Regions from separate parts of the Homo sapiens genome. Here region 2 is linked to region 1. Evidence: read pairs that join two places in POLR2A ChIA-PET (ENCODE). Cell type or tissue: Caco-2. All regions are shown on one strand.

Region 1 (4,000 bases):
CAATATAGCGAGACTCTGTCTTAAAAAAAAAAAAAAAAAAGAAAGGAGGCTGGGCATGGTGGCTCACTCCTGTAATCCCAGCACTTTGGGAGGCTGAGGTGGGTGGATTACCTGAGGTCGGGAGTTCAAGACTAGCCTGACCAACATGGCGAAACCCTGTCTCTACTAAAAATACAAAATTAGCTCGGCGTGGTGGTGCATGCCTGTAATCCCAGCTACTCAGGAGGCTGAGGCAGGAGAATTGTTTGAATCTGGGAGGCACAGGTTGCAGTGAGCCGAGGTCGTGCCATTACACTCCAGCCTGGGCAACAAGAGCAAAACACTATCTCAAAAAAAAAACAACAAAAAAAAACCTGGTGTGATTCCGTCCTGCGCGGCTATTCTCCCTGTTTAGGGGCTGGTACAAAGGATGAATTGCACATTGTTGAAGTAGAGGCAATGAATTACAAAGGCAGTCCAATTAAAGTAACACTGGCAACTTTGAAAATGTCTGTACAGCCAAAGGATTCCCTTGGAGGCTTTGAAATCACACCACCAGTGGTCTTACGGTTGAAGTGTGGTTCAGGGCCAGTGCATATTAGTGGACAGCACTTAGTAGCTGTGGAGGAAGATGCAGAGTCAGAAGATGAAGAGGAGGAGGATGTGAAACTCTTAAGTGTATCTGGAAAGCGGTCGGCCCGTGGAGGTGGTAGCAAGATTCCACAGAAAAAAGTAAAAGTTGCTGCTGATGAAGATGAAGATGATGATGATGAGGATTTTGATGATGGGGAAGCTGAAGAAAAAGCGCCGGTGAAGAAATCCATACGAGATACTCCAGCCAAAAATGCACAAAAGTCAAATCAGAATGGAAAAGACTCAAAACCGTCAACACCAAGATCAAAAGGACAAGACTCCTTCAAAAAAACAGGAAAAAACTTCTAAAACACCGAAAGGACCTAGTTCCATAGAAGACATTAAAGCGAAAATGCAAGCAAGTATAGAAAAAGCGCATTGAACAGTCCTGGGCACTGCTGGTAAATTAAGCCCAAAGATGGGGAGAAAGGAAAAGGAGAGACAAATATAGTCCATACTGAGTGTCATCAACAATCCAGACTGAAGTCTTCTATTTTAATTTCAATCCCCTTTTCTGATTTGCCACCCATGCCTCTTCAGGCTGGAAATAATCTCACGCTTGGTTCCCTAAAGCACTTTCTTCCGGCTGCTGTGATTCAGTGAACCTTGCCCTTTCCTTTCTATTACTTGTGCATTTGCCTCACCTCTGACAATGTTTTAAGTCGCCTTTGTATCTCCTTAGCTGCTTAATAAATATTTGAATGAATCAAAAAAAAAAAAAGGAAAGAAAACAGAAAAAAAAAGATAAACTGGCAGATTTGAAACAATTGTAGGTTTAAGAGGAAAAACTTATAACAAATAGCTGGGAATGATACCATCAGAGATGAGCTCAAGAGCAGTGGTGGGAAGAGGCCTGCTGCCAGCGCCACCCCTGCTCCCGCCCTGCTGGTGTGGTCAGAGCAAGGTGCTGCAATGGACTCAAGAACATTCCTATCATCCTGATGAAGTCATAAAATAGAAACCTCACTCTTTTGTCTTCCTGTTAGCAGGTGTTTGGAAGCCTTCAAACAGTTTCCAAAAGTCTCAGCAAGCTGAGAGCAGGGGCTCTCAGAAGCCCACGGGGGATGTTTGGCACCTGTTTTGCTGGTAAAACGCGAGGAAGTCCATATGTACTCTTGCCACCCCCAGTGTGACCAGACGGAAGTTTCTCCCCTCTTTACGTTGTAAATGTCTTGCATAATTTAGCCTCTCTTTTCCTGGTTAAACGTTACCCACAGCTGCCTGCTAAATGGAAAAATGACCAACACATCACCAGGCAGGTATGTGTCCATGAAGAATTTCCCACGAACCAGCAGGGATGTTGACCTCTCATTTTAACAACCTGGGGTTGTGAGACCATAAAAATCACTTGTGCGGGGGGTATAGGGTTGCAATTAATTGTTCCTCACAGATGCTACTGTGTCAGGAAGTGAGGGCTTTCTCTGATGATATAATGACCTTCATTCAGCCACCAGATCCTTTAAGCAGGTAACACTAGCCCAGTGGCAGAGTTTTTATTGTTTCCTTTCAAAAGCCATGTTTTCGGAGATTAAAAATTTGTTCTGCTTGCATTGAAGTAGGCCTTAAAAACAAAACAAACTTTTTGTTTGTTTTTGAGACGAAGTCTCGCTCTGTCGCCAGGCTGGAGTGCAATGGTGTGATCTCAGCTCACTGCAACCTCTGCCTCCCCAGTTTGAGCAATTCTGCCTCAGCCTCCCGAATAGCTGGGACTACAGGCATATGCCACCATGCCCGGCTAACTTTTGTACTTTTAGTAGAGACGGGGTTTCACCACATTGGCCAGGCTGGTCTCAAACTCCTGACCTAGGTGATCTGCCCGCCTTGGCCTCTCAAAGCACTGGGATTACAGGTGTGAGCCCACCATGACCAGATGTTGAATGAATTTTGACAAATACATACACCTGTGCAACCAGCCCCACAATCAAAATGCAGAATAATTCCATCACTCCAAAGTTCCCTCATGCTCCTTTGCGGCCAATCTCCTCCCACAACCCCTGGTTCCAGGCTACCACTGATCTCATTTCTGACCCTATAGTTTGTCTTTTCTATGATTTCTTTTTTTTTTTTTTTTTTTTGAGACGGAGTCTCACTCTGCCACCCAGACTGGAGTGCAGTGGCACAATCTCAGCTCACTGCAACTTCCCCCTTCCAGGGTTCAAGTGATTCTCCTGCCTCAGCCTCCCAAGGAGCTGGGACTACAGGCGCCTGCCATCACGCCTGGCTAAACTTTTCTATAATTTCATATGAATGGAATCATACAGCATAGACTCATTTTTCTCTGTTTCACAGACCATCATCCATGCATCAGTAGTTCTTTTTATTGCTAGGTGAATGAAGCACAGTTTGTCCATTCACCAGCTGATAGACATTTTAATTGCTTCCAGTTTTATGCTATCATTAATAAAGCACTTATAAATATTCATATACAAGGCTTTGAATGAACATATGTTTTTATTTCTCTTGGATAAATACGTACAAGTTGGATCTCTGGGTTATATGATAAATTTATTCTAACTTTATAGGAACCTGCCAAACTATTTCCAACAGCAATGTATGGGAGTCCCAGTCGCTCTACATCCTTGCCAATATTTTGTATAGTCAGAATTTTCAATTTTAGCCACTCTAGTGGGTGTTTAGTGATACCTCATTGTGGTTTTAATTTTGGCCTCTCATTTGACAGAGAATCATAGGCAGAAGAGTCAAAGCTTGGACTTCGCACCCATGGTCTTTTGAAGGCCACAGGCAGGGAAGGCAACGCCCATGCACCCAAGTCAAAACATGTGGAGAAAATCTTACCCTGTGGAGGAAAAACCCACTTGTGGATTTGTTTCAAAACTTAGTTTAGATCTTTTGAGTTTTCACATTCGTGTGAGATGTGCCTCCCTCAAACCTTGTTACTACCTTGGCACATTACATATCTGATGTGAAAATTAAATAAAAAAGAAAAGAAAAAAAAAGTTTATGAGGGAAACTCATTACCCACCTGTATCGTAATGGAGATGAATCTCCTAGAGCGATCTAAACATGCGGCTTTTCTGGTTTTGAAAGGGGAAGAGCTGGCTTGGAGCGCCACACACTGGGCCACGATCTTGACCTCAATCTCGTCAATCCTCCTGGGCATTTCTTCAGGACCGTGGTCAAAGAACAGATAAACGAACAGTGTGTCAGGCACCGTTCCACACATTGGTGACCTGGGCCCTGTCCTTATGGAGCTTACTATCCCATGAGGAAGGCAGATGCCAAACAAGTGATTATAAGTTGTGTGCTATGGAAAGCAGGCGCACTAAGCCAGGAGCACATGATAAGGGGACTTAACCCAACCCCAGCGGCAGGAAAGGGCCCAAGCCTTCCAGGAAGGGAAAGAACGCACACAAAGCTCTGGGGAGGA
Region 2 (4,000 bases), 130 kb after region 1:
AAAAAAAATATGTGCATGATTGATTTAAAAAACACTTGAAATAAGAAATAATGGCTTTCAAATTGGGAAATCTTAACTACCCAGCACTAGGAGAATATAAGATAAATGTGTACAAATATTTACATGTTTATCCAGGCGATGGTGCACTCTGCAGCAAGTGTAGTTTATAAAGAGTTTTCAGTGATTTGGGGGACATGCTAATGGAATAATGTAAAATGAAAAAGGCAAGTGCAAAATTTAAATACAGCAAAGGCTCAACTTTGTACAAATGTGTAGAAAAATGATCTGGAAAGAAATGAAAATGTTAATGGTGTTAATCTAATTGATAAAATTATAGATAGGTTATATTTCTGTCTTGCATTTTTAAAATACCTCGCAATAGGCATACATTATTTTATAAAGAGAAATTTTAAAATTTTCTTCTACAAGTGCTTTTGAGAAGGTATTTGTCAGGATATGATTAAAGATGATACATTATTTATGTTGTCTGCTACATGAAGAAATAAAAGATTTGTTGTAAAAAGTAATGCCCTTGTTAGGTATACAGTTGCAGTTCTGAAATTAGGGAAGATCACTGGTACCTCACAGTGATTTCTTAATTTTTCTTTTGGAATTCTGCTCACAATAAAGTAACTTTGCATCTTTAATATATGGACAATACCCAAGCAATATTACAGTTAGGATCAGGGATCCACTAAAGCATATTCCACTGCATCAGTCCCACTTTTTTCCCTTAAATTTTAATCTGGTTGCTCTAAAAAGACAAAAATAAAAATCTGTAGAAAATCTCTTACTACATTTAATACTTGAACTGTTTCGATGAATTTTGCCAGTGAAATGAGCAAACACTGGTATGAATTTAGCTTGTTTTAATGACTTCATTTACTACTTTTTACATTTAGTTTATTTTTTCGTGGTAATTGCTGCAGATTTTCTTTTTTTGTTATTTTTGCCTCAGACTTTTGAGATAGAAGATTATGAAATATGCCATGCCAAATGTTCAGAGTTTATTAGCAATGCAGTCAGAGTAAGCCAAATCTGGCAGTTTGGTTTGATTTCTGCTTTATAGTAGAAGGATTAATTCAAGAGGAAGATGCTTATTTATCTTCCTCAATGCATAATGGTACATGTGGAGTTAAAGCATGTTCTTTGTATATTACAAACCTCATAGAATGGAGATCCTTTGACTCAAGAATGAATGTCTTGCATCTTCCTCTCCCCTTCACCAACAAAACAGCCTTAGGGAGAATGAGAATTGCATTAGTGGTTGCCAGGGACTGAGAGGAGGAGGGATCGGGAGCAGCTGCTAATGGATAACGGTTTCTTTTGAGATGATGAAGATATTTTAGAATTAGTGGTGATGGCTGCACAACCTGTGCATATACTGTAAATTACGGAGTTGTACACTTTAAAAGGATGAAGTTTATGGTATGCACATGAAACACCAATTTTTAACAAGTGAGCTAGAAGAGGGGAAGGGATTCCATATGTGAAGGAATCCCATACATGTGAGAAAGCTCCTTCAGATCCCCCCAGCCCCTCTGTCTTCTTCATAGTAAATTACGGAGAAGCCTGGTTCTGAGAGAATGCTGAATTTTCACAGGCATTTGATGTGAGAGTAAAAAAACCATATGAATAAATGACTAGGCTCACCTCTAAAATGTTGTTATGATGTGACGGTCTAAGGACATGGATAATACTGTATTTTCAAAGATTTGTTTCAGAAGATACATTATGGGGCTGTATTAAGGAAGACTGAATTCTGTCTTTAAAATGAAACAAATGTATATTAGGTTTCAACAAATAGTTAAATTACTGAATTGTACACTTTAACAGGATGAATTTTATGGTATTTATATGGAGGAAGAGGGAAAGTGTATAAGTGTATGAGTTTTAGACTTACAGAGTGAAGTTTTTTTTTGTGTGTGTGTGTTTTTAATTCCTCTTACTGTCACTTCCAAATGCTTGTGCTTTTAAGAAGCAATTGCTTTATTTTGGTTTTGGAATGTAAAAAAGCAAAAAGAGGTCTAACTTTTTTTTTTTTTTTTTGAGACGGAGTCTTGCTCTGTTGCCAGGCTTGAGTGCAGTGGTGCAATCTCGGCTCACTGCAACCTCCGCCTCCCTGGTTCAAGTGATTCTCCTGCCTCAGCCTCCCAAGTAGCTGGGACTACAGGCATGCACCACCACACTCCGCTAATTTTTGTATTTTTAGTAGAGATGGGGTTTCACCGTGTTGGCCAGGATGGTCTCGATCTCCTGACCTTGTGATCCGCCAGCCTCGGCCTCCCAAAGTGTTGGGATTACAGGCATGAGCCACTGCACCTGGCCCTTTTTTTTTTTTTTTTTTTTTTTTGGAGATAGTCTCTCACTGTGTTGTCCAGGCTGGAGTGCAGTGGTGTAATCATATCTCACTACAGCCTCAAACTCCTGGCCTTAAGTGATCCTCTCACCTCAGCTTCCTGAGTAGCTGGGACTGCAGGCATGCAGGTTTTTTGTTTGTTTGTTTGTTTCTTTGTTTCTTTGTTTTTCATCTTTTCTAGCGGCAGGGTGTGGTGGCTCATGCCTGTGTAATCCTTGCACTTTGGGATGCCGAGGTGGGCGGATTGCGTGAGCTAATGAGTTCGAGACCAGCCCGAGCAACATGGTGAAACCCTATCTCTATAAAAAATTTAAAAATTAGCCGGACGTGGTGGCAGGTGCCCATAACTCCAGTTACTCAGGAGGTTGGGGTGGGAGGATCGCTTGAGCCCAGAAGGGAGAGGTTGCAGTGAGCAGAGATCATACCACTGCCCTCTAGCCTGGGTGACAGAGTGAGACTCTTTCTCAATCAGTCAATTAATCAATCAATCAGTCAATGAAATTTTTGTAGAGATAGGGTCGTCTGTGTTGCCCAGGGTACTCTTGAACTCCTGGACTCAAGCACTTCTCCTGTCTTGGGCTCCCAAAGTGCTAGGATCACAGGCATGCACCACTGCACCTGGCCTCTAACATGTTTTGAATATCTAGTTATATGCCAGATCTTGTGATAATTGCTTTCAGTATTTTATTCATTAAATCACCACTAGAACCATATTTTCAACCTCATTTTAAATTTGAGGAAACTAAAAATAAACTTGAACCCTGTTGCCTCCCAAAGAATTACGTGGGTCAGTGTCTTTATGAGAAGTTGCCACAGAACAGTGAGGAAAATAACTTGCCTAATACATTACCTCCCAGAGATGCCCACACTGTGGGGAACAGCCTTCCCAGCATTTCTCTGTGCATATATCACATTAGAATTTCACCATATATGCTATTCTATAGCCTGTTTGTTGTTTTGTTTTACTCAGTGTAAAAAGTTAGCCAGATAGGTTTTCTTGTTGAAATATGGTCATTTTTATGGCCTCATAGGATTCCTTTTTATGTGTTATGATCTACTTAATTTGTCTCCTATTGATAGAGATTTAGGTCATTTGCACGTTTTTGCCATTTGAAGTGTGCATTGTGATGATTATCCCATGCATAAAGGTGGATCTTTTTTCCCAACCTTTTGTCATGGATTTTTTTTTTTTTTAAAGATACGTAAGAGTAAAGAAAATGAAACAATGAACCTCCATACTCATCATCCAGCTTCAACAACTCTCAGTGTTCTGCTGCTTTTGTTTCATCTGTCTTCCCTCTGCTGCCCCCCAGTCCCCTGGAGAATTTTAAAGCACATTCCACGTGTCCTATCATTTTACCTATAAATATTTTAATATGTATCCGTAATAAGGTCTTAAAAAATAACCATGGTACCATTATCACGCCTAACAAAATTACCGCCAGTCCCTTAATGTCACCACTAATTAGTTTGTGTTCAGTTATCCTCAATTGTCACAAAAATAGGACATTTTCTAATTCTGTCATTTCCTTCAGTTCTATTATTTATTAGCTGTGATTCTTCTATAAAGAACTTTGCCTCTTCAACTAGTTGATTATTCTGAAATGCATTCTGTATAGGAAAGGTAGTTTGACTGCTTTA

Evidence for each region. ChIA-PET counts read pairs that join two places held together with the same protein. Peaks named below come from ENCODE experiments on the same cell type or tissue, not always from the same donor. Only the 100,000 strongest peaks of a DNase experiment are listed, where the experiment ranks them.
Region 2: POLR2A ChIA-PET joins it to region 1 with 5 read pairs; 5 of 35 experiments call an interaction of 5 or more read pairs at or near these places.

Annotation. Positions count from the first base shown.
Region 1 is chr2:121,705,503-121,709,502 of GRCh38, reverse strand. It overlaps NIFK-AS1 (NIFK antisense RNA 1), which reads right to left. Exons shown (of 4, transcript NR_037857.1): 3 at 3,596-3,735. It also overlaps the pseudogene LOC124906186 and the pseudogene NPM1P32. Among named protein-coding and RNA genes, the nearest start is that of NIFK, 29 kb to the left of the region's middle. In Caco-2, no CTCF peak of the experiment used is centred here; DNase peaks (open chromatin) are centred at 1,502 and 1,872; H3K4me3 peaks cover 178 bases.
Region 2 is chr2:121,576,776-121,580,775 of GRCh38, reverse strand. The region is part of intron 2 of CLASP1 (cytoplasmic linker associated protein 1); the gene reads left to right. Among named protein-coding and RNA genes, the nearest start is that of RNU4ATAC, 48 kb to the right of the region's middle. In Caco-2, no CTCF peak of the experiment used is centred here; no DNase peak of the experiment used is centred here.